3 separate regions of the Homo sapiens genome follow, and all the other regions are linked to region 2. Evidence: chromatin loops called from intact Hi-C (ENCODE). Cell type or tissue: dorsolateral prefrontal cortex. All regions are shown on one strand. Each heading gives the region's core, and the rest is flanking DNA. Links, peaks and the distances in the headings are about the cores only. Region 1 has its middle 8.3 kb from the start of RAD18. Region 2 has its middle 53 kb from the start of SRGAP3-AS4. Region 3 overlaps SRGAP3 (SLIT-ROBO Rho GTPase activating protein 3).

Evidence for each region. A loop is a pair of places that touch in the nucleus more often than their neighbours do. Peaks named below come from ENCODE experiments on the same cell type or tissue, not always from the same donor. Only the 100,000 strongest peaks of a DNase experiment are listed, where the experiment ranks them.
Region 1: it touches region 2 in a loop (8-fold over the local background); 107 of 110 quality-filtered maps call a loop at or near these places.
Region 3: it touches region 2 in a loop (5-fold over the local background); 106 of 110 quality-filtered maps call a loop at or near these places.

What each region holds. Positions count from the first base shown.
Region 1 is chr3:8,968,275-8,975,234 of GRCh38, forward strand. No RefSeq gene overlaps it. Among named protein-coding and RNA genes, the nearest start is that of RAD18, 8.3 kb to the left of the region's middle. RefSeq lists a silencer at 2,731-3,025. In dorsolateral prefrontal cortex, for the core only: CTCF peaks have their summits at 2,888 (motif pointing right) and 3,087; a DNase peak (open chromatin) is centred at 2,917; H3K4me3 peaks cover 439 bases.
Region 2 is chr3:9,299,762-9,306,721 of GRCh38, forward strand. It overlaps a transcript of SRGAP3 not described here. Among named protein-coding and RNA genes, the nearest start is that of SRGAP3-AS4, 53 kb to the left of the region's middle. RefSeq lists a silencer at 2,990-3,099. In dorsolateral prefrontal cortex, for the core only: CTCF peaks have their summits at 2,998 (motif pointing left) and 3,198; a DNase peak (open chromatin) is centred at 2,980; H3K4me3 peaks cover 732 bases; H3K27ac peaks cover 535 bases.
Region 3 is chr3:8,984,110-8,991,069 of GRCh38, forward strand. It overlaps SRGAP3 (SLIT-ROBO Rho GTPase activating protein 3), which reads right to left. Exons shown (of 22, transcript NM_014850.4): 21 at 6,403-6,730; 22 at 1-1,823. The coding sequence ends at 1,410. Among named protein-coding and RNA genes, the nearest start is that of RAD18, 24 kb to the left of the region's middle. RefSeq lists enhancers at 2,935-3,435, 3,436-3,936. In dorsolateral prefrontal cortex, for the core only: CTCF peaks have their summits at 4,011 and 4,210; a DNase peak (open chromatin) is centred at 4,012; H3K27ac peaks cover 1,014 bases.

The sequences.
Region 1 (6,960 bases), core at 1,840-4,339, 330 kb before region 2:
GCAAATAATAAATGTTTATTCTCTTAAGCCTCTAACTGTGGGCATGGGTTGTTCCACAGCAATGGTTTACTGATGCAATGATTAAAAACCATGGTGACCCTGTACAGGAGTCTTCCACTTGCCCGGAGCCTGGCTCAGGAGCCCCCAGATACAGAGTGGCTGGAGCCCCAGTCCTGCTGGTCCTTCATCTTTCCCATAGCCAACTCCCAGCATCCTCTCCTGCTCTGTTAGACCCCTGTGCCTGTCTCTGCTCTGCTTCCATTCTGGTGCATAATTCCGATTACGGGTGCCAGGGGCTGGCCCGTGCAACTCCTCCTGCCTCCATAGGCTCCTAGCCATTCTTCCTTACAAAGAGGCAGCCACCAACCTGCAACCATTTGAAAGGTGTGTGGCTGAGTCCTGTACCAGAAAATCTCTCCCACCATCTGTCATGGCATCTGGACGCCCTACTTTTTTGGTTGTTAAAGCTTATTTGGTTTCCCAGAGCCCCAGAGGAGAGCTGACTGCTCCTCTGGGAGAGTGAAAGCAGGTTACACCTCATGTTATAGCACAAACACACTAATAGCAACTGTTTAGTCTCCCTCACTAAACCATGGGTTCCTGGAGGAGACAGAACCAGCCTTTCTCTTCCCAACTCCTCTGTGCCCTAGCACAGCTGTGAGTGACCTGGATAGACCCCACAAATGTAGCGGGGACCCAACAAATGTTCTCTGGGTGAGTTACCCAGAAAGACACCAAACACATGCCTGAGCCTGGGGCCCTGGGACATAGGAGTGCCAGGGCTCAGGGAGCCAAGCAAAGAACCGTTGAAAGGAGACAGAATTGTCACCAATTGATATAGTTTACAGCAACGAAGGGAACATGATGTAGAGTCACACAGACAGAAATCTGAATCCATGCTCTGTCACTTACCATCTGGTCTCGGATAAGACACTCATTTCTCTGAGCCTTATTTTCCTCTTCTGTAAGATTGAAATAATAATGACTGACTTAGAGGGCTGTTATAAGGATTAGCTCTTTTAAAAAGGCTGGAAATCACCTAGCAGAGCACCTGTCACATGGTGAACGGCTGCGTATGGCAGTGGGAGTTACAGTTGTAATTATTACTGTTATCATCACTAATAAATATGTTGACCAGAGGGTACAAAGGTTAAGAGCGCCAACTCTGAAGTCAGACTGCCTGGGTCCAAATCTCAGCTCTCCCACTTGCCGTGTGTGGAGTGTGGTCTCTAAATACCATCCCCACTAAAAGGAAACAGTGTTTCTTGGAGAAATGTTTGGTTTTAGGTCTGGGGCAGGGCAGGTACAAGATGAGCCTAGAACATCTTATTGTGCCCCCAGTAAAGAAGTTGAAAACTAGTGGATGTAAGAGGCAGCTTGAACTTGCTTCTACGCACTTAAGCAATAAAAAGAACATCAATTGCAATGGATTGAAATGCACTGGATATTTTTACATCGAGAAAGTTATAATTAATCTCAGCAAAACAAAGGAAAGCCTTCATTTACTGCCACTGGGGGTTGTCATTGTATCAGCTTCTTACTCTGAAAGTTGATGAATAATAGAAAAGAATTAAGCATTTATTCCTCCTTTTCAGAATAAGCTATGTTTAGAGAAATACTAGCTCTTGTGGATAAGTATTCAATTAGTAGCTAAAACATATAGAGGAAATGATAAAATTAGAAACTCACCATTTTGCAGATTCTAATGAAATATTATTGTTTCAAGCAATGATCACCAATGGGTGATAAAACAGTTCTGAGAGTGGTTCTTGGGGAACTGGATATGTATCAGGTCCCCAAATTATCAGGCCAACAAGTTCACTTGTTACTCACAGAGAAAGATGAGGATGAACCCACCTGAACTTATTCATCAAGTTTTTTGATCCTAAAAGTGGGCACCAAGCAGTGGGTACCTCCTGATGTGATGTAATATGAAGTGCACGTCACCTAGGAAGTGTACTCTCCAAAAATGGTGAAACTGAATCTAATCAAAGGTGTAGATCCAACTTGCCATTTAAAAGACATACAGAGTAGGATCAGGCAGGGTGGCTCACGCCTGTAATCTCAGCACTTTGGAAGGCCAAGTATGATCCCAGGAGTTTGAGACCAGCCTGGGCAACGTAGTGAGATTCAGCCCCCACCCCAGTCTCTACCAAAAGAAAAAAAAAAAATACAAAAAATTAATCAGGGATGGTGGTGCACACCTGTAGTCCTGGCTACTCAGGAGGCTGAGGTGGGAAAATCATCTAAGTCCAGAAAGGCAAGGTTGCATTGAGCCGTGATTGCACCACTGCACTCCAGCCTGGGCGATGGAATGACACCCTATCTCAAAAAAATAAATAGAATAAAATAAAAAAACATACAGGGGAGGACAGCAACCAGTGAACTGACAACTCAAGGAAGCAGTCAGGCAAATGCTGGTTGTGGGGCATTTCACCAGAAAACAAGCTCAGCCAGTCATGACGGGGCATACTCTAGAAAAATTAAGAGACAATACTCATTAGACGGGATGCTGATTTGAACAAAGCAACTTTTAAATGACATTTTTGGAACAATCAAGGAAAATGGAATATGGATTAGGTAACATGTTATTGAGAAATTGTCATTAGTTTTATTCAGTGTGATCATGAGATTGTCATCATTATGCAGGAAAATGTCATTTTTAGAGACATATACTGATATGTTTCAGGGTAAAATGTCATGGTGTTAGCGATTTTTTTGAAATTCAAAAACAGAGGTAAAGCAAACTCATAAAAATGTGAATAATTTTTAAAACTAGATGATAGACATAATGGGTTAACTGTGCTATTCTCTGCATTCTGTAAATCTGAAAATTTTGATAACAAAAATTAGAGGCTGCTTACCCTGCCTGCCATCTTACAAATGACCACATGAGGGCAGCAGAGTATCAGGCTGGATGTGGGCTCGCGCTTTGAGAGGGAAATGCAGATAGGCGATCATCCCACTCATGCGTAATTTATTTACTTCTCATCTTTTCTTCTAACCCATCATTTAGTAAGCACTATGTGCAGGGGCCTGTGCTGGGCCTATAGGGGACAAAATGTCGAATTCACCCGATCTGGGATCCTGCAGCCACATATATTATGTCTGTATCTGGAGGCCAAGGAAGGGATGGTGACCAGGAACCTCTGTCCTGCTGGGTCTACCAGAAACACAGGTATCTCTGTGTTTGGCATCACTGGAAATGGAGACCTTGGCCAGACATGTTGGAAACAAAGAAATTAATGTGGGGAATGGAGGTAGCTGGCCACTCATGTTGTGTGAGTTGATCTGCATGCATTGGGGTTTACCACTTACTACTGTGATCTTGGGAAAATTACTTTACCTCTCTGAACCTCACAGGACTAATAATAGTTTATATCTTATAGCTGTCTGTTGCAAGAGAATGAGACTGTCTATGAAAAATTGCTTAAAACAGTGCCTAGCACATAGTAAGTGCTCAAGATGAACATATTTACCTGTCTATATGGAGAAAATGGTGAATGCAGCTTTGGGACTGGGGCACTGGAATCAAGACTCTCCAAAAGGCAAGATCACAACTATAGCAGCTACATTTATTGGGGGTTTCTCTGTGTCAGATGCTGTCCCAACAGCAAGCCTACAAGGCAGGGCTGTTACTGTCCCTACTTTAGAAATGAGAACTGAAGTGTTCACTTTCCCGAGGTCTTTCAGTGAGAAAGGAGGGAAGCTGGGATTTAAACCCAGGCAGCCTAGCCTTGGAGTCCTCATTCATATCCACCAGGGTGGCTGTACTCCTTTTTGGGGATGGGTGCTGTGGAAAGACAAAGCATTTACCTGGAGACAGGGGTGTGATCCTGCAGTCGACAGGGGCCTGTGGACCTGGGGAAGGGATGCGAGAATGTCCATGCTATGAATGTGTTTCTCAAGAGTGTCCTCTGGAGACTGGAGCTCTTGATAAGCTCTCTGGGCTTTGCCTGCTCAGCATCTTTGTTCTTTCTTTCAAGAGGCAGGATCGCACTCTGTTGCCCAGACTAGAGGGCAGTGGTGTGATCACAGCTCACTGCAGCCTCAAACTCCTGGGCTCAAGTGAGATCCTCCTACCTCAGCCTCCCAAGTAGCAGGAATTACAGGCTCACGCCACCATGCCTGCCTCATTGTGTGTGTGTGTGTGTGTGTGTGTGTGTGTGTGTGTGTGTGTGTGTGTGTGTGTCTGTAGTGACAGAGTCTCACTATGTTACCCAGGTTGGTCTCAAACTCCTACCCTCAAGTGAACCTCCCTCCCTACCTCCCAAAGTGCTGGGATTACAGGATTGAGCCACCACACCTGGCCCCAGCATCATCCTTCCAATAATAGAACTCATCTATTCATTTTGGGAAACAGCCCTTAATCTACTCTCAACCATGTGGTCAGGCAAGGCTAATCCCAAATCTAGCTCAAGACTGGGCAAGTAGCCAGATCTGGTCAATGACAGTAAGACCCACCCTCCACTGAGTGATTGGTTCATGGTAAGCATGTGACTCAAGCTAGGCCAATCAGAGGCAATCCTGGGACTCTGACTCATTCACTGGGAAAGAGAGACAGTTTTTTCTACTGGGGTAGCTAAATGCTAGGACGCAAGTCTAGAACTGCTTTGGGCCATCTTTGCCATCACTTGAGAAGAATCAGCCTGAGAGTACAGTGTGAAGGAACGCAGGGCTGAGAAGTGGAGAGACCCAATCCTGTTGACATCCTTGGAATACTTGGGCCCAGCCTGCTTAAATCCATTTTTATCTCTGGACTTTTCATACAGATGGGGGCAAAAAGCATGCCTTGTGATACAAACCAGGCTAAGTTGGGTTGTTGTCACTGGTAACCAACCAAGTCCTTAATACATTTCTCGACAGCATGGTATAAAGCAAAAAGGGTCATGCTATTTATCAGAAGATTAAAGACCTCTAAGCACTAGTTTATGTCCAGTTACAATAACTGGCAAATGAAGAAGGAAAATCTTGTTCCACGGATGACTGGACTCTGAGTTGCCCGGGAAGGGAAGTCTGCAGCTCTGTGACATGCAGGGGCCATTGATCTCCATGTTAGGAGGAATTTGAATCAATCTCTCAGTGGGTCAGACGGACCATGTGTGGATGTCTGGATGGAGAAGGGAAGCAGAGCTGGAAGTCCGGAAACATCACTGAATGGGGGCACTCAAGGCTCCGAAACACTAATAATAATACTTCCTCCTGGCCAGGCCCGGTGGCTCACACCTGTAATCCCAGCACTTTGGGAGGCCGAGGCGGGTAGATCACTTGAGGTCAGGAGTTCGGGACCAGCCTGGCCAACATGGTGAAAACTCATCTCTATTAAAAATACAAACAATTAGCCAGGCACGGGGATGGTCGCCTGTAATCCCAGCTACTTGGGAGGCTGGGACAGAAGAATTGCTTGAGCCCGGGAGGCAGAGGTTGCAGTGAGCCAAGACTGCGCCACTGCACTCTAGCCTGGGTGACAAAGCAAGACTTCATCTCGAAAAATAATAATAATGATAATAATAATAATAATACTCTTCCTCTTGCATCGGCCCTCAGATAAAGAGAAGCAGGTTCACTGTAATCTGGGATTCATGACATAGCATCGTGGCCCCTGCAGCACTTTAATCCTCAATTATCATGCAAGCCCTCCGTTGTTAAAAAGTGGCTGTGGTCCAGAGCCAGAGATGATGAATTATTACTATTATTATTATTATTAGACAATGTCTCATTCTGTCACCCAGGCTGGAGGGCAGTGGCACAATACTGGCTCACGGCAGCCTTAAATTCCTGGGCTCAAGTGATCTTCTTGCCTCTGCCTCTTAAGTAGCTGGGACTACAGGCGTGCACTACCACACCTAGCTAATTTTTTATTTTTATTTTTTTAGTAGAGATAAGATCTCATTCTGTTGCCCAGGCTGGTCTCAAACTCCTGGCCTCAAGAGATCCTCCCGGCTTGGTCTCCCAAAGTGCTGGGATTACAGGCATGAGCCACCACACCCAGCCATTAATTTTTTAACAATAATAAGTAGAATCAAGTAATGCCCCTATTGCAACCTTCCAAGGGCTTCTCATTGTTCTTAGAATAACTTCAAAATGGATACCATGGCGCAAAAGGCCCTGCCTGTGTTCTTCTCGACAGCTGTTCTCACATCTCTCACCCCCTCAGCTCCAGCCACATGGCCTTCTCCATTCTCCTCCTGTGCCAATCTCTTTCTCTTCATGTGCCTGCCTGGTCACCCCTTGGCATGGTGGTCTCCTTCTCAGGCTTTTCCCAGTTTAAACTCCCCTCCTCAGAGAGGCCGGCCCAACCTCTCAGTCTAAAGCAGATTCTAGTATTCTTCCTCCCCATGCCCTGGGTGTTTCTGGCTTTGTGGTTGTCATTATCTGTCGCCAGCATTTGGCCATAAGCTCCATTGGGATCTTGGTCTGCTTGGTTCAAAGCTGCATCCCAGAATAACACTTGGCACACAGTAAGTTTCAAGAACTGTTTGTTAAATGAGGGAATGACCACCAAAGATATGACTTTGTTTAGCTACCAAGCCCACCTCACTCAGAAATGGCACTTTCCCCCCAGTTGTAGGTGAAGATTCATTTCATCCATAAATAATTATTGAGTACCTACTATGTGCTAGACACCCTACTACCATCTCGAGACAGTATGGACAAGATAGACAAAACCCCAGATTTTCTGGAGCTTACATTCTGGATTGAGGGAGACAGACTACACATAAAGAAACAAATCAATTCCAATGATGATAAGGGCAATGAAGAAAATAAAACATATTAACCTCATGGTGACTGCTTTAAGCAAGGAGGTCAGGGGAGGTGTCTCTGAGGCAGTGAGGAGTGGTTGGGAGACCTGATACTAGGTTCTCTGGGTATCAGAGGAAGGTCCCAGGCCTTTTTAGCCACCCCACAAATCCCAGCCTGGAGTCCAGTATGGAGCCGGCCCCGGGCCTCCAGTGTGAG
Region 2 (6,960 bases), core at 1,851-4,350:
TAGCCAGGCATGGTGGCACACACCTGTAATCCCTGCTACTCAGGAGGCTGAGGCAGGAGATTGAACCTGGGAGGCGGAGGTTGCGGTGAGCCAACATCACACCAGTGCACTCTAGCCTGGGCGACAGAGTGAGACTCTATCTCAAAAACAAACAAACACCCTTAGCTCTCCATAGCCAAATTTCTCAGGGCTCACAAGGAACCTTCACAAGCTATGTGACTTTGGCATGTTACTTCATCTCTCTGCAACATTTTTCCCATATGTAAACTGAGGTAATGATAGCACCTTCCTCAAAGGATTGCCATGAAAATTAAGAGATAATGTATGAGAAATACTTGGAACAATGTCTGGCATACGCTAAGTGCTCTATATGTGTTAGCCACCATCGTCACCACCACCATCATCATCTTCATCATCACCACCATCATCACCACCACCAACAACACTATCATCAACTTGTGCTGCCTGACTCTCCAGCCCCTTTCCTTAATCTCTCCTCATGTGCACTCTGGAGTACAGTCATACTAAAATATTTTTCCCCAAAACTTCACACTTCACAACTCTTTACCTTTGTACATTCCATTTCTTCTGCCTGGAATGTCCTTTACCCACCTTGCCTGCCTGAGAAATTGCCATCTGTCCTTCTGTGACGCTTCCTCACATCTCCCCAGACAGTGAGGCATCTGCCCCTGTGCTCCTTTGGGCACCTCGCCCTTGTCTCTGTGGAGAGGCTTCCCATCTTTGCCACCTGTGTGGGCCTTGTCTCCTCAGCTAGACTCTGAATTGTTTAAGGACAGAGCCAGGGCTTGATTCATGAGCCAGCAAAGCATGGCATATACCAAGCTCTTAAGATGTGTTCCAGGAAGGGAAGGAGGAAGGAGTCTGCTTTTGGAGTAGTGGTTCTCAACAGAAGGGAGAGAGGGGAGAAATTTTGTCCCCCAGGAGATATTTCATGATGTTTGAAGACATTTTTGGTTGTCATGCAACAGAGTGGGAGAAGGAAGTGTTACTGGAAACCAGTGGGTGGTGGGTAGTGGACAAATATTGTGCTCAGCATCAGACAATGCACAGGACCGCTGCCACAACAAGGAATGATCCAACCCTAAATGTCTGGGCTATGCTGAGGTTGAGAAGTCTTGTTTTAGAGGATAATCACATGCTGGGGAGGGGAAGAAAGAGACACCTGACTGAATGCACAAGCTTAGCAACCTGGCTGCCCACTCCCACCCCTCCCAGCTCAGCACCTCTGGGAGCAGAGGGTACCAGGAAGGTATGGAAGTTAAAAAAGGGCTTAAATCTGGTCACCTTCCTTCCTCTCAATGTGATCCTCATCAAGACCCTTCCCTTGGTGAAGTTTCGTTTTTTAACTTCCTACAGCCTCTTCCGGCCCTGACTTTCTGGGATTCTGCATTTGTAGGTTGGTTCCTGTTGTTTCATTCATGGCCAAAAGATGTCAATGCTGCACAGACTCTCACATGCCAAGAGAGGACAAATCCCAGATAGACTGGCCTGAGTCACTGAGCCCTTGCATTACATCCGGGATGGCCCAGAAGTTAAGTTAACGCACATGCCTGAGATGCAGGTCCCCCGCCTGCCCAGATGGGTGGCCTTGAGGTTCAGAAGAAACAGGAAGAGGGGAAGGTGGCCCTTAAAGGCTCCATGGCTAACTTAGCTTTAATGTGTAGAGGCCTCTGTGTCAGTCAAAGCACTTTGCAGGGGAGCAGGGAGACATCTGTAAAATTCTCTCTTTTGTGCCACGTAAGAGCAGAAAGAAATCTCACTCTACAGACCATGGTTTCTGTAAGGGGTGGGTCCTGTAGAATTACAGTGAGCACGGCTGATGCCTGTGGCTCCTTTGGGAGCCTGTGTTTGTTGAGGGGCTGTGTTTGTTGTTTTTAACTGGCTTCAAGAGGAGGTAGAATATTGAGTAGTAGTAAAAAGCTTCATCTTTGGCACCAGACAGGAATGAGCGTGGGACGCACTTCTGTCATTAACTGCGTGACCTGGGATAAATGACTTAATCTTGTGTAAGCCTCAACCATGAGAGAGGAACAATAATAGTACCTACTTCACAGGGTTGATCTGCGGATTAATTGAGATCATGGAAATCACAGGTTTCGCATACTGCCTGGCATAACTGCCAATAAACGGCAGTTGTTACTCTGAAAGGATATTGTGGGGTGAGTGAATAGGCGAGGAGTATGATGAATCATCCTGAAATTCTCACCTAAACTCTTCTATCCAGGTAGGGTGCTGGTGAGTCGTCTTGCCGAGAGCTAACATTTTTATTGTGCTTATCATGTGCTTACAACCGTCCTCAGTGCCTTATGTACGTTCACCGAGTCCCCACGGTGACCCAATGAGGTAAGTATTACTATTCCCATTTTAGAGATGGGAAACTTAGTGAGCCCCCAGGGCCCACTGCTGGGTAAGGGGAGGCCAAGGGTTTCCGCGAAGGCAGTTTGACTCCAGGGGCCCTGGCCTTAGCAGTGCATACACTGCTTCTGACTGCAGCTAGAGACGAATGAGAAACGGGAGGGTGCGTCCCTGGGTATCCCCCTCACCCCTCCCCAGCCTGCCTAAACGCTTGCCCTGCTCCCAAACACTCGCTCTACTCCTAGATAGTGGAGCTTTGCGACAGCTCGGCAGAGAAGCACTTCGCTCTGCCCAGCTGCAGCCAGGCATGACATGGTGTCTGCAAGGAAGGGGCTCAGGTGGGCGTGGGGAGCTAGGTCAGGATGCCGCAGGGAGGTAAGAGGCAAATGGGATTCGTCACTGGATAAACTGGGACTCCGCCCCAGCACCACCTGGAGCCTGTGGGTGGCTCTGAGCCCAGGGACATACTCTCGCAGAGCTTTATTTCTCTCCCTCTAAAATGAGAGCTTAGACACGCTCAAAACCCCTGCTGGCTGTAGAACGCCAGGTTCTTGCAGTGAGGAAGGGCTAGCGTCTGCCGCGGGGTGGGTCTTGGCCGGATCCTATCCCGGGGGAAGAGCGCCACCTGGCGAACCGCTCTGAGAATGTCCCAGAACAGCCACTAGGAACAGTCTCCCGGGTACAAGGGGGAGAGGCTCTGCAATCCGAGCAAGGGGCTTCAGTTCTCTGAACCTCAGAATTCGAATGGGTAAAATGACACCGAAGAATGGCAACGAAGATAATACTTAAAGTACCTAATATCTCCCACCACCACCTTTTGTCACCACTTTTGAAATAGTAAATGGTTATAAACCAATGTAGATGATAAATTCTAGAAGTTATACAGCATTTGTTCTGAGCACTCTGACAAGCTGTAACACTGCCTCGATTTTTTCTTACTTATATTTTTTCCTTTACATTTGTTTGTTTGTTTGTTTGTTTGTTTTTAATTGTGGCAAGAACACGTGCCAGGCGCGGTGGCTCATGTCTGTAATCCCAGCACTTTGGGAGGCCTAGGCGGGCAGATTACTTGAGGCCAGGAGTTCAAGACCAGCCTGGCCAACATGGTAAAACCCCATCTCTACTAAAAGTACGCAAATTAGCTGGGCATGGTGGCGCATGCCTGTAGTCCCAGCTACTGAGGAGGCTGAAGCAGGAGAATTGCTTGAACCCGGGAGGTGGAGGTTGCAGCAAGCTGAGATCGCACCACTGCACTCCAGCCTGGGCGACAGAGTGAGACTCCATCTCAAAAAAAAAAAAAAAAGAACACTTAACATAAGACCTACCCTCTTAATGGATTTTCCAGTACACAATACAGCAGTATTAACTATATACTACACCTATATAGAGATCTCTAAAACTTAATCATCTTGCATACCTGAAATTTTATCCTTGTTGATTTAGCTAACACTTTTTGAGTGTTTGTGATGTGATAAGCCTTGTTCTAAGCATTTTATTTATATTAATTTATTTAATCTTCAAAATAGCCATGAGGAAGGTATAGAATGACTGCTCAAGTCACTGGCTTAATCCACAAGAGACTGCACCAATTTGAAAAGTCTACAATAATAACATTTGGAAGGCGATTTACACTTGATAAACATTACTTCATTTAATCCACACAACAGCCTGTTAAGATCAACATTATCTTCATCTTAAAATAAGGAAACTGAAGACCACTCAGTCAACACACATCTGCCTACAGTGTGCTGGGCCCTGGGGTGCACATGAACAAGGTGTTTGGGGTCCCCATGCCCTTGAGTGAGACTTGAGTAAGTACTCCTGAACTGAGTGTACAACGGGGGAAATCTAGGCACCACACAAAATCACAAGAGCTATAATAACTTCGTCTGGAAGGGGAGACGTTTCACAAACAATTCTGTCCAGGGTCGCACTGCTGCCAAGCTCTGTGCCTGCCTGTGGTACGGGACCCCATGTACGACTTACAGACCAGTTAGTCCACAACAGTAACTTCCCCTTCAGCACCTGAGCTCCTTAAGAACAGTGCCTGTGTCCTAATCACCTGCATAACCCAACACCCAGCAGAGAGCCTGGCACGTGGGGGTTGCCCATAAACACTTGCCTAATGAAAGCTCTGTTCTTCTTCATGCCCACTTGCCCTCCCTCCTTTCTTTCCCCAGACCTTCCTTTTATTCTCAGCAATCCAGAGATTAGACTTTGGCTCCTTAGCACAGTCTCCTGCCATAATTCTCAAACCCAGAGTAGTTACAAGAACGGTAGAATGAAAATGGTATCGGGGAGGGGAGTGGAACTAGTAGGTCTTAGACATTCACTCTGTGCTCAGCATTCTATCTTTAGCATCTTAAATCTAACAGCAGCCCTGGTGGGTAGGTAGTAAATGGCAGAGCTGGGATTTTACTCTGACGCCCAGGTTCACCATGTTCTGCTGCCCTTGGCTCTCTCCTCCAAGCTACAGCGAGTGGCCGGTGCTGTTGTCAGTGAGGGATAAAGCTCAAAGCCTCCCATTTGGGCTTCTCCCCCTCCGCACTAGGACCTCCCCAAAACCAGGAGTTTCTTCCAGAGGTCGTATGCTCACTCCCTGAGGGCCTGGGATGCATCTTCCCAGGGCTTCCCATTTCCAATTTTGAGTCCCTTATTCCTGAAGAAACTCCCAGGGGACAGGTATTCAGGGACAGTCCACTGGGTTGCAACAGCTAATGAAACTGACATCTGACAGATACCATTCTCCACCTGCTCACCTGGGGAATAATATCACTAAGCTCCTCCTCTGTGCTGGCCTTCTGCTAAGCCTTTCTCAACAATACCTCATTTAATCCTCACAACAACCTTCAGAGGTTGTTCCATCTCCATTATGTCAGGGTCCTGAGAACAAAGAAATGTCAGGTTGGGCCTTCCAGGAAGCTGACGCTAAGACAAAATTAGACATACAAAAGACTAATTGGAAGAAACATCTAAGAAGGATAAAGGAGTGAGGGAATAGGAGCAGGCCCAGAAAGTCTCAGACCCTGCTGCAGGTCTGCCACCAAAGAAGAGAGAAGGGGAGGAAGGATTGGGCAGGAAGAGCCTCAGGCTTCGGGACTGTAGTGTCCTCCTGGTGCTCAGTCACTGGTGAGGGCAGCTCAAGAAGAGTGTGACCTCCACGCGAACGCTGCGGTGTAACAGGGAGGGGCTGAAGCTACCCACAGCCCTCACAGGAGGTCCTCTCTTTTTTTTTTTTTTTTTTTTTAGATTTTTTTTGTTGCTGTTTTTTATTTTTATTTTTTTATTATACTTTAAGTTCTAGGGTACATGTGCACAATGTGCAGGTTTGGTACATAGGTATACATGTGCCATGTTGGTTTGCTGCACCCATCAACTTGTCATTTACATTAGATATTTCTCCTAATGCTATCCGTCCCCCAGTCTCCCACCCCCCGACAGGCCCCAGTGTGTGATGTTCCCCACCCTGTGTCCAGGTGTTCTCATTGTTCAATTCCCACCTATAAGTGAGAACATGCAGTGTTTGGTTTTCTGTCCTTGTGATAGTTTGCTGAGAATGATGGTTTCCAGTTTCATCCATGTCCCTGCAAAGGACATGAACTCATCCGTTTTTAGGGCTGCATAGTATTCCATGGTGTATATGTGCCACATTTCCTTAATCCAGTCTATCATTGATAGACATTTGGGCTGGTTCCAAGTCTTTGCTATTGTGAATAGTGCCGCAATAAACATACGTGTGCATGTGTCTTTATAGTGGCATGATTTATAATCCTTTGGGTATATACCCAGCAATGGGTTTGCTAAGTCAAATGGTATTTCCAGTTCTAGATCCTTGAGGAATCACCACACTGTCTTCCACAATGGTTGAACTAATTTACACTCCCACCAACAATGTAAAAGTGTTCCTATTTCTTCTCCACATCCTCTCCATCATCTGTTGTTTCTTGAATTTTTAATGATCTCCATTCCAAATGGCGTGAGATGGCATCTCATTGTGGTTTTGATCTGCATTTCTCTGATGACCAGTGATGACGAGCATTTTTTCATGTGTTTTTTGGCTGCATAAATGTCTTCTTTTGAGAAGCGTCTGTTCATATCCTTTGCCCACTTTTTGATGGGGTTGTTTGATTTTTTTCTGTAAATTTGTTTAAGTTCTTTGTAGACTCTGGATATTAGCCCTTTGTCAGATGGGTAGATTGCAAAAATTTTCTCCCATTCTGTAGGTTGCCTGTTCACTCTGATGGTACTTTCTTTTGCCATGCAGAAGCTCTTTAGTTTAATTAGATCCCATTTGTCTATTTTGGCTTTTGTTGCCCTTGCTTTTGGTGTTTTAGTCATTGAAGTCCTTGCCCATGCCTATGTCCTGAATGGTATTGCCTAGGTTTTCTTCTAGGGTTTTTATGGTTTTAGGTATAACATTTAAGTCTTTAATCCATCTTGAATTAATTTTTGTATAAGGTGTTAAGGAAGGGATCCAGTTTCAGCTTTCTACCTATGGCTAGCCAGTTTTCCCAGCACCATTTATTAAATAGGAAATCCCTTCCCCATTTCTTGTTTTTGTCAGGTTTGTCAAAGATCAGATGG
Region 3 (6,960 bases), core at 2,901-5,400, 310 kb before region 2:
CTGTCACACGTGAAGATCATGCACCCATTTCTATCACCACATTTTCATCTACACTAAATGTTCTGGAGGGAGTGGGTGAAGGGGGAGGGAAGGGAAGCTATGTCACTTGTATTAACTCAACTGACAGTGTCCTCTAGGACAGAAAGTGCCAAGGACTGCCCCTCCCTGGCCCCAGTCTGAACTGGGCGCTCACGGCTCATGCGTTTCATGCAAGACGGCACCAGCCACAGTGCATCACAGCCTGATTTAAAATGAAAACGATGTGACTCAAAGCCTCCTTGCCTGTTTAGTTCCAAATCTGACACAGTATAATTAGTAGAACCAGGAAAAGAAAAAATTAAATAGTTTGAAAATGATATAAGTTAAACCTCTATAGTTACCACAGATTTATTCCTACAGCATTTCTAGGTTTTGGAGTATTCCACACCACTGTATTTTTATTTTTCCCAACCACATGTAATACTGTGCTACGATGGGGCTTAGGTTCTCACTATCCCCCGTCTCTACACACAAACACAAGGATGTGGTAGTCAGGGGTCTTCTCGCCAACCTTCTCCCATGCCTTTGGGAGTACAGTTGGCCTTTGGCCTCCGGGTGGAAGGGCAGGGTCTCTGGGGTGGACGGGGGTGGGGATTTCCTATGAAGGGTTCCCCACCTCTGGGAGCAGCCTGCTTGGGGGTACTGCCTGCCCCACCCTTCCTTGAGGGGCAGACTGTTCTGGAAGGCCACGACTTCTGGAGACAGTGGGAGTCTGTTTTTGTTTGTGTTTTTCTGCAGGTTAGTGGTATATTGCTTCATTCGCAGTTACTATGGGCCTTTAAGTTCTCCCAGAAAAGTCCCTGCAAATCCCACCAAATAACTCGGTGGGAGATGTTTGGTGGCATGGATCTGAGGTAAATCTAAGTTTCATAAAAAGAAAAAGGAGATACTATATACACTTAGTATGCGTGTGTCCAGATCTAGTATATGTATATAGATGCATAAATATATATATATATACACACACCTACAGACACGTACATACGTATACATGTGTATATATGCACACATCGATATACACACACATATACGTATGTAGAGAGAATGTCGAGAGAGGAAGTTTCCAGTGACGATATGCGGGAGAAGCCATGTGGTATTTTGCCTCCATGTTAGGGAATGCTGTGGTTGGGGCTGCTGGAGCTCCAGCACTCCTCTGGTCGTCTGTTGACACGCGAGAGGTCCGTGGGATTCCCATGGCTGGACGTGAGCTGCAGCCAGCGCCCGGGCCTCAGCTCTGCACAGACACACCCTCCCAGACGGACCTCTGCCCTCCAAGGCCAGGGTCACTGGGAAGCACGTGGAAGCCACCAAGGCCACCCTGGGCCGTGGTGAGCCACAGCGGGCCACGGCGGCGCGGCCCATCCTGCAGGTCACATGGTGCCCGACTTGTCCGCTGAGCTGTTGGGGAACATCTTCTCGGTGGGCGTCACGGCCGGGCTGCCCACGCCCGAGCTGCTGCTGCTGCTGGACCGGTGCTGGACCACCGGCCGCACGGGCCGCATGGGGGGCGGGCGGAGCTGGGCGCCAGCCAGGCGGGCGGACAGGGCTGGCTTGAAGGTGGTCATCATCTCGGTGGAGGAGCTGCTGCTGCGGCGCATGGCGGCATCGGGGTCGCGGATGACGATGGTGTGAAGGGGACTGGCGGGCTCCGAGCTGACGGGGCCTGGCGGGTTCTTCAGGGGCTCCAGGGTGTCCAGCACCACATCTGGCGCCTGCTTGACCGTGTTCTGCCTCTCGAGTTCCCGCAACTCGTGCAGAGCCGTGCTCATGGTCTTCTCGATGTCCTGGGGACAGAGGGAGCTGGGGTCAGCACAGTCTGGAGACCTGGAGTCAGGTCCTTCCTGTCTGCTAAGCAGCTTCCCTTCGTAGGCAGGTTCCCCAGAAGCCTCGCGGCAGGGATGGAGATTAAGTCCTCAGGATGTCTTATAACCACATGGGAGAACCAATGTGGATATCCCCTGCATGCTGCCTTGCACAGGAAATAGATTTCATAAGGGCAGGTCAGACTACTGATAAAGAGGGCAGGCTCTGGAGTCAGACAGACACGGATTCAAATCCTGGCTCTGCCACTTCCTTGCTATGTGACCTTATGCAAGTTCCCTCATCCCTCTGAGCCCCCAGAATCCTCATTTGTAAATGGCAGATAATTATAATATGGACCTCAGGGAGTTGATGAGTGCATTAAATGATACAGTCCCTGTGAAGAGCCTGGCCTGACCCCTGGCACAGAGTAAGCACTCAAAAATACGAATGACAATAGCAATAGCAATAATAGCTAACACTGAGCACCAATCCAAACCCTGCCCCCTAATAATTCATTTAATCCTCACACTTCTAAGGTAGGAACTACCTTTATGCTCATGTCACACAGGAGGAAACTGAAGCTCAGACTGGTTAAGTAACTTGCCCAAGGTCACACAGCTAATTAGCAGCATAGCCCAAGTCTGAACCCAGTCAGTTCAGTATTTTTTTAAAAATCCTTGCTCACAGAAAAATTTCTTGGAGATTATGTATCAGAATGTTCACAGCGCACATCCCAGAATAGAGGGACTGCTACTCTCTTCTCTGTATTATAATCAGAAAATTTTTTTAAAAAGTGGAAATTTTAACAGGCCAGAAAAATCTTCTTCTGCCTACATAATTCCCGAGGATGTTATAATATCTGAGAGCTCATCAGGAGGAGAGCACTCTGATTGAGCACTCTGAAGGACTCAGAGAGAGCGAGCCCCCTGCCACCCAGGGCAGCCCGGGCTCACCATGCCACAGGGCAGCTTCCCTCAGCTCCCGTCCCCTCATGCCCAAGGTGGTGCTGTAGCTGGAAGGCAGCATTTAACCCAAGAGCCCTGGGACAGGCCACAGGGCCCCGGACTTTTGAGTAAAAAGAATCTGTGGCCAGTTGCTGGCCGTGTGACCCTGAGCAAATCTCAATCACTCTGCACCATATTTTGTTCATCTATTACAATCCCAGACATTTACTGTGAATATGGGGTGAGATAATGGATGTGATGAAGCTTTGTAAACTGCCAGGTGGTGGTTTTCAAAATCCTTCTAGCCCAAGAGCCCCATGGGTTCCCATGACTGTTGACTGGGATGCCTCCGCATCCGACAGACATGAGAGGACCTGCTCAGGCTCAGCTGAGCCACAGCCCAGCTGGCTTGGCCATCGAGGGCACCATGAGGGATACTGCCTAAGCCACCACTGGTAGGTGCCGTGCATAACCTCATGGAGGAATGATGACTATTAAGACAGGCTTGCTTTATTGCAAATCCTAAAAAAAATAAATAAAAAGTATGAGTCTGGTGAAACAGATGGTGGGGTTGGAGCCTGGAGATGCTGGGGCCGGCCCCTTTCTGCACCCTGGTCTTTTACATTCTCTCCCTCCCCTGTCTGCAGGTGGCTTCCTGCCTGCCCTAGGCCACATGGCAGGCTTCAATCTGGCTGGGGTCAGGGCCCAGAGCTCTTGCTCCCCGCATTGTCACAGCCTGTCCTTTTTGTTAGGGGACTATGGATGTCTGGCTAATGGCTAATATTAGCTTGTACGCTTCTCCAGGATGTTTCATCCGTTGCCCCAGAACACCGGCAACTTTAAGAAAGGGTGTTTTGTGCCTTATCCAAAAGGAGGCGCTGTGGGGGCAATTTTCTGCAGGAAGGGAGGGAAGGCAGACCTCTCCCCATCTCTGCCATGTGCCAGCCCTGCAGTGACACAGCCGGCTTTCCTGGAGCCGAGCCGCCCTATCATCAACCACTCCGCTTGAAGGAAGCCCCCTATTGACCTCACTACTCTCTATTTGCTCTAGTCCAGCATGAGCTGCATGGTGAAACTTTAACACATAAAATGTAATTACTGCCCCTCTACCACCATCCCCACCCGCCCCACCACTCTACCCCAGCAGAGTAAGCAGAAAGACAGGAAGTTCAGAGAAAGATCAGCTGAGTTGTTTAGGCTGCAGCCTTGCATTAGTCCGAGAGGTGGCGCTGTGAGTCTCCAGAGCTGAGCGGCAGAGAGGCCCTGGGAGACAGAGTGGGGACCGTGATTGCTTTTCATCTCCTCCCCAATTCGATCTTCCCACTTTGGATGGTCATGTTGCAAGTTCCCCAAACAGCCTCTTTAAGTGGGTTCACATCTAAATCCTAAGGGACATTTTGAGACCAAAGAAATTTGGGTCACTCGGCCTACTACCTGGGGTTCTTCAGCTGCCACTCCCCTTTGCAGCCTGCAAAGTCAAGGGCTCATCAGAGCCAATGCTGAGGCTGGAAACTCTCCAGTGGCAGTGGGTTACTTACATATCATTTACTACAATTCCCTATTTGACCTCTGTTAGTGAAAGGGGGTCTTGGATGGCAGCTGTCAAACTAGACAGGGTGCAGATCCATCTGCAAACTGAGAACACATGCAGCAGGCCCCAAGTGCATTCCAGGGGCAGGTCGTGCAAAACGCTCCATGAATAAAGGTCACAGAAGTCTGGGATATGGGGCATGCCCTGTTTTCTTTCTTGGAGATTCACAGTGCACATCTTTTAAAGCAGCAGTCCCCAACCTTTTTGGCACCAGGGACCGTTTACGTGGAAGACAATTTTTCCACAGATGGGGGGTCAGGAGGATGCTTTCGGATGAAACTGCTCCACTTCAGATCAGGCATTAGATTCTCCTCAGGAGAGCACTACCTAGATCCCTCACATGCGCAGTTCACAACAGGGTTCACGGCCTGTGAAGATCTAATGCCCCCGCTGATCTGACAGGAGGCAGAGCTCACGCAATAATGCTGGCTCCCGCTGCTCACCTCCTACTGTGCAGCCTGGTTCCTAACAGGCCACAGATCCATCCATGGCCCGGGGGCTGGGGGTGCCTGCTTTAAAGGTTTTATAAGTCTTACAGAGAAGCCACTCAACTTTGTCAGAGCAGCATTCCCCAAACCTTGCTGACCACAGAACATGTATTCCCTACCCACTCCCTAGCATCCTGTGGGACTAATCTGCTGTGAGAGCTACTTTTAGAAACAGTTTTCTAGACTGCATTTGATTCTTTATAAATGTAAAGGGCCCTGGGGCAGGCCTCAGGCCATCCTCTATCATAACTGGTAGAACTTTCTAGACTGGTAGAGTTTCCAGATGATGGTGGGTGCTAGGGTGATGTTTCCTCAAGTATGGGGGGGACCAGCAGCTGGCATGCCTCCTCGGAAGGCACTGATCTTCAGGGACCCCTGGGAATGGGCATGGGGCCAAACTAGAGCCTGCTGGTGTGAACAGGAGTACTCATTGCTAGGTGAGCTGTTTCTGTGTTGTGTATTCCCTGGGAACCCTGCCTGGCCTCCTCTAGAACACAGCTCATGACTCCCTGCCCTTCTTCCTTCTCCTTTTGAACAGCGATTCAAAGGCTACTCTCCACAGTAAAATTCTCACAGACCAGAAGGTTCTGATTGTCTCTGTTACCTTATGTGGGAGAGAACACTAGGGAGAGGGTACATAATGGGCCCCCACACCAAATTCCAGAGACAAAAAAAATGGAAACTTCTCAAAATATGATAGAACTGTCAAAAAACCCATGAAACCGGCTATGCAAACTGTTAAACAAATCACAGTTCTATTCATTTGGCAAATGTAAAAATCATATAGATTTTTCATCCAAATACAAAACAAACAAACAAAAGCCAACCCTCTAAGCACTTGAGAAGAACCTGGAACATTCTTCTCTTGCAGCTTCGGCTATTTAGCTCTGCCCACCCTTTGGGTCTCAGGTCAAGTCCTCTCCAGAGAAGTCTCTCCCTGCCTAGGTGCAATCCTCACATTTTAGGCTCTCAAAATACTTTGGACCATTCCTTAAAGGCACCCAACCAAACAACTATTTCACAACTGTGTGTGTGTGTTTGTTGATGTCTCTTTCTTCTCTAAACTGTAAGCTCCATGTGGGCAGGGCCTGAGTCCATTTTAGATCTCCATTTTACTGTTGGTGGCTAGCATGGTGACGGCCACATGATAGATGCTCAATCAATATTTGCCAGTGAATGAATTGATGAATGAAGAGAGAAATGAATGAATGAGTGAATGAATGAGTCAAAAACTGAATCGTATCATTTTGTGTAGTGACCTGCCATTACCCCAGCCCCATAATCTGGCCAATGCCCTCTCCAGCCCTGGACACTGGGGGTGTTCAGCCTCTATCGGAACCCTAGCAGTGGCTGCTCCCAACCAGTCTCCACTCCCACGGGAAGCCCAGCAAGGGACGGGGAGGCCACTCACTCTCCTGTTCTCTGGCTTAGCCATGAGCCTGGCATAAAGGCCAAGGTGGCTCCCCGCTCCACGGATTCCCACCCGCTGCCCTCTGGGGCTTTTGGCTGCCCAGCCTGCCTTCCCGCTGGCCCTTACTTCTGCCAGGGCCTCGGCCTCCAGGGACTTGTGGTCCCCTAGGCTGCTGTGCCTGGTGGAACCGCAGGTCGACCTCATCGAGTGCCCTTCGGAGAGCGCCTTCTTGTCAGGGTAGTTGATGCTGCCAGCGCTCCCGAACGTCGCCATCCTCCGCTTCTCAGGGCTCTCGATCCTCCCCCGGGTGAGGGGGATTTTGTGGGGGCTGCTGGGGCAGGCAGCAGCCCGGGGTGGTGTGTCTATGCTGGGGCCCAGGCCCCGGGGCGGGCTGTGTGTGTCGCCCCCGCTTCGGCGTCTGGGGATGGCTGCTCCATCAGATCGTAACCGCACTCTGCAAAGGAGCCAGGGGGCGAGGGGCATGGGGCAGAGGTCAAGCCTGGCAAGTCTCAGAATGGGTGAGTCAACCCCATGCCACACACTACACGCTAGTCTAAGGAGCGGGTACAGTAAAGCCTCATTCAGCCAGACCCTACAATTCCATAATGAAAGAGCTGGCTCAGCACACAGCTCAGCAGCAGGGGGAGGTCTAATCTGTAAACATGAAAGCATTTGGAGCACGGT